Linked DNA regions of Homo sapiens: region 2 is linked to region 1. Evidence: read pairs that join two places in POLR2A ChIA-PET (ENCODE). Cell type or tissue: Panc1. All regions are shown on one strand. Each heading gives the region's core, and the rest is flanking DNA. Links, peaks and the distances in the headings are about the cores only.

The links. Peaks named below come from ENCODE experiments on the same cell type or tissue, not always from the same donor. Only the 100,000 strongest peaks of a DNase experiment are listed, where the experiment ranks them.
Region 2: POLR2A ChIA-PET joins it to region 1 with 7 read pairs; 6 of 35 experiments call an interaction of 5 or more read pairs at or near these places.

The regions. Positions count from the first base shown.
Region 1 is chr19:57,606,831-57,611,223 of GRCh38, reverse strand. It overlaps ZNF530 (zinc finger protein 530), which reads right to left. Exons shown (of 4, transcript NM_001321981.2): 4 at 1,126-4,393. The coding sequence ends at 3,899. Among named protein-coding and RNA genes, the nearest start is that of ZNF134, 5.2 kb to the left of the region's middle. In Panc1, for the core only: no CTCF peak of the experiment used is centred there; no DNase peak of the experiment used is centred there.
Region 2 is chr19:57,660,409-57,664,801 of GRCh38, reverse strand. It overlaps a transcript of ZSCAN4 not described here and the pseudogene TPRG1LP1. Among named protein-coding and RNA genes, the nearest start is that of ZSCAN4, 6.3 kb to the left of the region's middle. In Panc1, for the core only: no CTCF peak of the experiment used is centred there; no DNase peak of the experiment used is centred there; H3K4me3 peaks cover 1,075 bases; H3K27ac peaks cover 416 bases; H3K27me3 peaks cover 730 bases.

The DNA.
Region 1 (4,393 bases), core at 90-4,089:
GCCTTAAGCCAACCTCTGCCTCCTCGGTTGAATTTTCTTCTGAGGAGGCAAGGACCAAAATTGCTGCAGACTGCTGCAAAATCACTGGCAGTAACGCTGGGATGATTTAGTGCAGGGAAAGTATTGGCTTGGTGAGTAAGAGTTAGATAAAGAGGGTAGTTGGCTTGCCTTGCTCTCAAGGTAGTTGTTTACTATTTTTAGAAATTAGCTACCTCTGGTAGGGTAAGTCTCTCTGTCACCAGCAAGAATTTTAAGATGTCAAGACATATAATACAAAAAACAGAAACCATGATTAATACATATGCTTCCTTAATGAGAGGGTGGTTGAAAAAAAAGGTTGAGGAATGACAGCCCTGAACAGACCATTTCACAATTATAAACATAAAAATATTCACTTAATATGTGTGTTCTTGGAAATTATAAGATGTGCACAATGAATTTGGGGGCTACTGATTCAGGCAAGGTTTTAAGCTCAGAATTTTGTCCAAAACGGTCACCTTGTTACTTTTCTGGCCTTCAGGGAATATGGCCACTCAGCAGGTCCTGAGGAACAGCTGTTCCTCCCTGTTTCCTGAGGAACAGTGTTGGGGAACATGGGACATATGCTGGAAACAAGACACCCAATCCATGCTGTTTCAAAACACTGCAGGCTGTCAAGTTGTCCAGTTTCCAATAGAAGTGGGAGGCCCAGATTTTTAAATGGAATAACTTTTTATAGGTTCATTGAGGTGTAATCAACATGCAATGTACTGCACATATTAAAACAGTAAGTATACACACACACACACACACACACACACACACACACACATATGTACACTTTTGAAATCATCACCCTATCAATGGTGTTGGACATATCTGTCACCTCCAAAGTTAACCTCAGGCCCTTACCTAAGGGGAAGTTTTATAAATAAAAGCACAAAAAAATACACACTTTATGATGTCTAAAATAAAATTCCAGAAAATTCAAGTCAATCAATTGTAAAGGAATGTTAAAAGTTGCCTGCATATTCTGGAATGTATTATAAAAGAGCAAAAGTAAAATATGCAGGTGAGATATGCTCATTCTTATGATTACAACAATGCTTCCATGGGTTTACATTTATGTCAGAACTTATCAAGTTGTACACTTTAAATATATATAATTTATTCCACATCAATTATAACTTGATTTTTTTTTAATGGATGCAATAACAATCTTGGTCATTGACACTTCAAAAAGTCTGGTTTACTAAGTCTCTATTGACTCTACCATCTAGCTCCCCAGGCCACGTAGAGGCAGACCTGCTTCAGTGGCAGGAAATACAGGTGAGCAATGAAGGCCATTTCCATCAGCGTTAAGAGGATTGCTACTGGATCACAAAAGCCGCACCAAGGACAACCGAATCTCTCTTGACTTCATCCTTTTTTTTTTTTGTCTGTGCAGCAATGGCCTTGAAGTAAACAGGCCAGAGAGGCTACAGGAATCCACAAAACCCTTGTTGTCTCTAGTAATAACTTGAGCTACAAGACACACATTTCTAGAGATTTCTGCACACAGTGATCTTGCAGTCATAGTCACTGGAACATTTGTGGATACTTTTTTTTTGAGACAGAGTTTCGCTGTTGTTGCCCAGGCCGAAGTGCAATGGTGCGATCTCGGCTCACCTCCCAGGTTCAAGAGATTCTTCTGCCTGTCTCCTGAGTAGCTAGGATTACTGGTGCCTGCCACCACACCCAGCTTTTACTTTTACTTTTTACTTTTACAATTTTTGTACTTTTAGTAGAGACAGGGTTTCGCCATGTTGACCAGGCTGGTCTCGAACTCCTGACCTTGGGTTATCCACCCACCTCGGCCTCCTAAAGTGCTGGGATTACAGGCGTGAGCCACCACGCCCAGCCTTTTTTTTTTTGGAAACAGAGTCTCACTCCATCACCCGGGCTGGAGTGCAGTGGTGTGGTCTCAGCTCACTGCAACCTCCACTTCCGGGTTCAAGCTATTCTTGGTGCGTCAGCCTTCAGAGCAGCTGGGATTATAGACGTGCACCACTGCACCTGGTTAATTTTTGTATTTTCAGTAGAGATGGGGTTTCACCATGTTGGCCAGTCTGGTCTCTGACTCCTGACCTCAAGTGATCTGCACGCCATGGCCTCGGAAAGTGTAGGGATTACACGCATGAGCCACTGTGACTGGCCTGAATGGATCTTTTTTTTTTTTTTTTTGAGACGCAGTCTCGCTCTGTCACCCAGGCTGGAGTGCAGTGGTGTGATCTGAGCTCACTGCAACCTCTGCCTCCCAAGTTCAAGCAATTATCTGCCTCAGCCTTCCAGGGTTTCACCACCTTGGCCAGGCTGTTATTGAACTCCCGACCTTGTGATCCACCCACCTCAGCCTCCCAAAGTGCTAGGATTAAAGGTGTGAGCCACTGCGCCCGGCCGGATGAAACTTTATATGAGGAACAGTCCATCTAATTTGCTGCAGTCTCCTCCATTCCCTATTATTCAACCCAGCGTTTCTTTACCAATTATGTTTCGCTCCAGCCCCATGGTTTTATAGCTAGGGACACTAGCTCACTGAATTCTGTGTTTCAAGGGACACAGCTCCTTCACAGGACCTCATTAAGGGATTCTAAACATTGCAGGGCATTATGTGATATCCTCACTCAACAAGAAAAACTTTGTGTTGTCTCCAGAAACAATGGAAGTTGCCACAACTGCCCCCTCTGCAGAATGACCTCTGAGCCCACATGCAGGCAAAAATCAGAGCCAGAAAGCCCTGCAGTGTCTCCTAGAAGGCCTTGGAAACAATGCGAAATAGGCCAAAAATGGAGCAAAATCTATATTCTGTGAGCATACTGTCCCCTCTGAGGCAAACAAAATTTGAATCCCCACAAATGTTATATACCCTTTTAAGCTGACAGAGTCCTATTATGTTTCCAAACTACTCAACAATTAATACAACTTACAAGATTAAAGGTACTTAAACAAAAGGCCTTTATCATTGCACAAGCCAGTTAACAGGCAGTTCCTGGTAAGTGGTGGAAGCTAAAAAATGCTTCATCACAAGCATCGCCTGAGATCAACAATGTCCTCAAAAAAGGCAATCCTCTGGAAGCTGCCAGCAGAACTCAGATCAGGTCCTGGGGCCAACACTGGGGTAGTTATATGCACTATGTAGCCACAGGAGGAAATGAGAAACCCCCCTAAGAGCTTAGACTACTCGTGCTTTCCTCCAACTAATGGAAGAACTCTGCCTCCCTGAGCATGTTGGGGTGGTGACTGATGCACACTCTGTGGGTCTCCCAGCGGGTAGTGATGAAAAGGCTTCAGCCGCAGAAACTGGCAGTGACACGAATCTGGTAAGGTCCCTGGGCAGGTTTAGAGAGTACAACATAGCTACACATGCTTCCCACATACCTCAAATTTATGGGAAATCCATGGATGTTTGGATACATGAGTCACATCAGAGAAGGCTCTTCTCAAAGGCTAGCCTCCAGTGCCGTCATACCAAGTTAAAACAAACTAACAAGCAAAAACACATTCACAGCATATATAAGGCCTTTCTTCTTTGGGAAATCTTGTGTTAAATGTCACAACACAAGCCGGACATGGTGGCTCACGCCTGTAATCCCAGCACTTTGGTAGGCTGAAGCAGGTGGATTACCTGAGGTCAGGAGTTCAACACCAGCCTGACCAACATGGTGAAACCTTGTTTCTATTAAAAATACAAAAATTAGCTGGGCATGGTGGTGGGTGCCTGTAATCTCAGGTACTCAGGAGGCTGTGGCAGGAGAATCACTTGATCCCAGGAGGCGGAGGTTGCAGTGAGCTGAGATTGCACAATTGCACTCCAGCCTGGGTGACGAGCAAAATTCCATCTCAAAAAAAAAAAAAAAAGTGACAAAATAATTTCCCACATTCACTGCACATGAACTCTTCTGTGTCTTAAGAGGCCAGAGCTTTGGCTAAAGGATTTTCCACATTCACTGCATTCATAAGGCCTTTCTCCAGTGTGAACTGTCTTGTGTTGAATGAGGTGATTTTTGCGGGTAAAAGATTTCCCACATTCTCTGCACTCATAAGGCCTTTCTCCAGTGTGAACTCTCCTATGCTGAAGGAGGGCAGAGCTTTGGCTATAGGATTTCCCACATTCATCGCACTCATAAGGCCTTTCATTAGTGTGAACAGTCTGGTGTCGAATGAGGTGGGTTTTTCGGATAAAAGATTTCCCACATACACTGCACTCATAAGGCCTTTCTCCAGTGTGAACTGTCTGGTGTCGAATGAGGTCAGTTTTGCAACTAAATGATTTTTCACATTCACTGCACTCATAAGGCTTTGTTTTAGTGTGAGCTCTTCTGTGTCGAAAGAGGCCAGAGCTTTGGCTAAAAACTTTCCCACATTCACTGCACTC
Region 2 (4,393 bases), core at 94-4,093, 54 kb before region 1:
GTTGTATGAAATTGGCACAGGGTACGTTTGTGGACCAGGGATTCCATCTGTTTAAGAAGGAAAGGCGACTTCGCTTGCCCCACTGAATTCGAATCCCAAAACCTTCTCGCTTGTTGAGCGATTTAGGGGGAAATTGGAATTCTCCGCAGGAGACGGCATGCCATCCGGGCCGCCTGCCAGCCCTGGAGTCAGATGAAGCCGTCTTTACCGCTGAGCGCTCCCTGCCCCGTGACTAGCTCCCGCCGCTGCTTCTCACTGTCCCAGGGGCCCCTCGGCCTGCAGCCGCAGCCCCGGGTCTCGCTGTCCTCCACGGCCGCACGACCGCGCCGACTCCTCCCCCGCCCCGGGTGCTGCGGGGCGGGAACACCAAGGATTCCCTGACCTGGGCGGCGCTGGGTCCCAGACGCTGAGCGGCCACAGCGCCTAGAGCCGCCCCGCGCCGCGCCCCAGCTCCTCGCCCGCCGCCAGCAGCGTCCTGGGGCTCTTGCTCGCCGAGTCCACCGAGCCCCGCAGCTGCGGCATCGCCGCGCCCGACCCCGACCCCCGACCCCTCACTTTCATCTGCCCAGGAATTTCTTTTCCCTCCCTCCCTTCCTCCCTTCCTCTCGTCCTCCCTTCCTCCCTTCCTCCCTTCCTTCCTTTCTCTTTTTCTTTTCTCTTCTTTTTCTTTTTTGACGGAGACTCTCTCTGTCGCCCAGGCTGTACTGCAATGGCACGATCTCTGCTTACTGCAACCTCCGCCTCCCGGGTTCAAGCCATTCTCCTGCCTCAGCCTCCTGAGTAGCTGGGACTACAGGTGCCTTCAGCTAGCCCGGCTAATTGTTTTTTGGTGTTTTTAGTAGAGACGGGGTTTCACCATGTTGGTCAGGCTGGTCTCGAACTCTTGACATCAGGTGATCCGCCTGCCTTGGCCTCCCACAGTGGTGGGATTACAGGCGTGAGCCACAGCGCCTGGGCTTCTCTAGTAATTTCAAAATCGTTTTATTACAATTCAATAAAATTTAAACAAATCAAAATTTAAAGCATGCAATGAAGAGGATTTGTTCAATAAAGATAAATTCAATTACCAATAGCTTTTTTTTTTTTTTTTTTTTGAGACAGGTTGTCACTCTTGTCACCCAGGCTGCAGTACAGTGGTGGGATCTGGGCTCACTGCAACCTTTGCCTCCCAGGCTCAAGAAATCCTCCCACCTCAGCCTCCCGAGTAGCTGAAAGTAGCTGGGATTACAGGCTCATGATACCACGCCCAGCTAATTTTTTTTTTTTTTTTTTTTTTTTTTTAGAGACATGGTTTTACCACGTTGTGCAGACTGGCCTCGAACTCCTAGGCTCAAGTGATCCTCCCGCCTCGGCCTCCCAAAGTGCTGGGATTACAGGCGTGAGCCACTCGCCCCCAGCCTATAGCATTTTCCTGACATAAAGGTCTACCATTATCTTAATGGTATAGAAAGGAAATGTGTGTGTATGTGTACATAAATGTAAATATTGGGACTTATTACCTAGTAATAAAATAGTATTAGTTGAAATATAGAAGTGATTTTTTTTTGCCTCAGGTCTTAGCTTTAAATAACATGTGGGATTCAAAGTGAAGAATAACAATCCCGGGTGCGGTGGCTCACACCTGTAATCCCAGCACTGTGGGAGGCCGAGGCGGGCGGATCACTTGATTTCAGGAGTTGGAGACAGCCTGGGAAACATGATGAAATCCAGTCTCTACAAAAAGTACAAAAATTAGCTGGAAGTGGTGGTACGTCCGTAGTTCCAGCTATTGGGGGTGGGGGGTGAGGGGCAGAAAAGGGGCTGAGGCAGGAGGATCTCTTGAACCCAGGAGGTTGAGGCTGCAGTGAGCTGAGATCGTGCCACTCTACTCCAGCCTGGGTGACAAATGACAGCCTGTTAAACAACAACAACAACAAAAAACCCAAAGTAAAGAATAGTCTTAGGCTGGGTGTAGTGACTCACGCCTGTAATCTCAACACTTTGGGAGGCCAAGGCAGGTGGATCACTTGAGGTCAGTAGTTCAAGACCAGCCTGGCCAACATGGTGAAACCCATCTCTATTAAAAATACGAAAATTAGCTGGGCGTGGTGGCTCAAGCCTGTAGTCCCAGTTTCATGGGAGGCTGAGGCAGGAGAATCACTTGAACCAGGAGGAGGAGGCTGCAGTGAGCTGACATTGTGCCACTGCACTCCAGTCTGGGCAATAGAGTGAGACTCCCTCTCAAAAAACAAAAACAGACAAACAAAAAACCAAATCTCTCAGCGGTAAAAATATTTGTATATTTTTACAATCTTGGATAAGTAAGCCATTAATATGTAAACACTGAAAAAAGGCAATTTTTAATAAAATGAAATATTAATGAAAAATAATTGCAAATTAAAATAATCTAAATAAGATATTTAAATACATAGAATGTAAAAGAGAAAGTTATCAATCACTTTACTATTGTTAATAGCCAGATAAAAGAAAAAAATACAACATATAAAAAGATATAATCCTGAGAAAAAAATAAAAACATAAAATGTTTGGCTCACATTCAAATGAAATTGAAATGACTTATTTTAATTGTAGCTTGTATTACTTTGCTCAAACTTTGTTATGGGTTAAATTCTTCTGTAAGAAATTTTATGTTTCTTTTATTTTCTATCATAAACTATAATTAAACATGATTTACAAATTTACAATTGGCAGTTCTTTTTTTCTTTTCCTTTTTTTTTTTTTGAGACAGAGTCTCGCTCTGTTGGCCAGGCTGGAGTGTAGTGGTGCAATCTCAGCTCACTGCAGCCTCTGCCTTCCAGGTTCAAGTGATTCCCCTGCCTCAGCCTCCTGAGTAGCTGGGACTACAGGCGTGCACCACCACATCCAGCTAATTTTTTTATTTTTAGTAGAGACGGGTTTTATCATGTTGGCCAGGCTGGTCTTGAACTCCTGACCTCAGATTTTCTGCCCACCTCAGCCTCCCAAAGTGCTGGGGTTACAGGCGTGAGCCACCGCGCCCAGCATGGTAGTTCTTTAAAGTAAGCTAAAACACTTAAAGATGTCAAAATTCTGAGTACAGAATATTCACAGACTTGTATTTATACAGGTCTACTTTTATCACTCACTTTTACCTCAATAGCATTTTTAAAGAATCTCTAATTTTTGTTTCTGGCACATTTTATTTAGGCTTTATAAAAATAAAAAGTTTTCCTTTTTGTGATTATAGTTTAGTAGTTTTTATTACAGTAAACCACTTATGCCATTGAATAAATAGAGCAAATGGCATTACTTTTGGGAGGAGAAAACTCCCTGTTGATAAATATATACATCAACCTGTGGAGACAGACGTGTTGGAGTTGAAAGCATTGATTCTACCAGTAACAATCATGTGTGATTTATGGTCACTGATTAGCACGTTACATGAAGGGAATATGGAGAAAGAATTTACTCAGCAGTAAGTCAAGCAGAGGTGAGTTAAGGGAGATCTTGCAAAATTTATGTAAATTAATGGAAATCTATCTGGAAGGATCCTCACCACTTGTAGACAGTGTTCCTTCCTTAGGTTGAGGTTGTGGAAGAAGGAGGGGTATAGTGTGTCCCAGTGAGTATTCACCATAGACACATACGTTTATTCCAAATATTCATTAAAATATTTTAATATTAAGAGAAGTTATGAAATTACTGGTAAAATAAAAATATAGGGGATCAATGAATCAAAAGAGGAGAATAACTGGAAAACTTTTGGAAGAGAAATCTTAAAATGAATTTAAGTAACAAAATGTAGGTCAGTAGACATAGTGTGGGCATGAATAAAGTTTCTCTAAAGTCCAAACACTGTTGCTGTGGTTATCAATCACACCAATTCTTCAAAAATCGTAGTAACTAGTAAGGAAGGCTCAATTTTATCCTGATCTGAAGGATTCTGTGTAGACAGAAGAGGAATCTACACTGGGGGCCAGGGGAGGTAAAAATGCCCTTCACTCACAGCCTCTAGTCAACACTTTTGTTTGCTAAAAATCCACTTAAACTAGGCAAGGAAGGGAGGAGGGAGGCAGAATAACAGAGGAGACAGGAACAGAGAAGCAATTCAGAAACTTTGAGGATAGAGAAGAGTACTGTGAGTACATGAGAATGAGAATGTCAAGACACTTTTAGAAATATAATTATCTGTTTGCAGGGTGAGATACTTAGGAATTTTTAAGCTCCATGAATTTTTCATGGCTGAAACTCACAACCCTCCTCTACTCCCCCATATTTATCTGTAAGTAAAATTTGCATTATTATAAATTGGATAATTGAGACTCATTTAAACGGTAGAAAAATGTTCAGAGTCTTCTGCTGATGACAGAATGTGGAGACATTACAGATTCCAGTTTGCACAACCTGCTGTTTCACAGAAGAAATGCACATATCA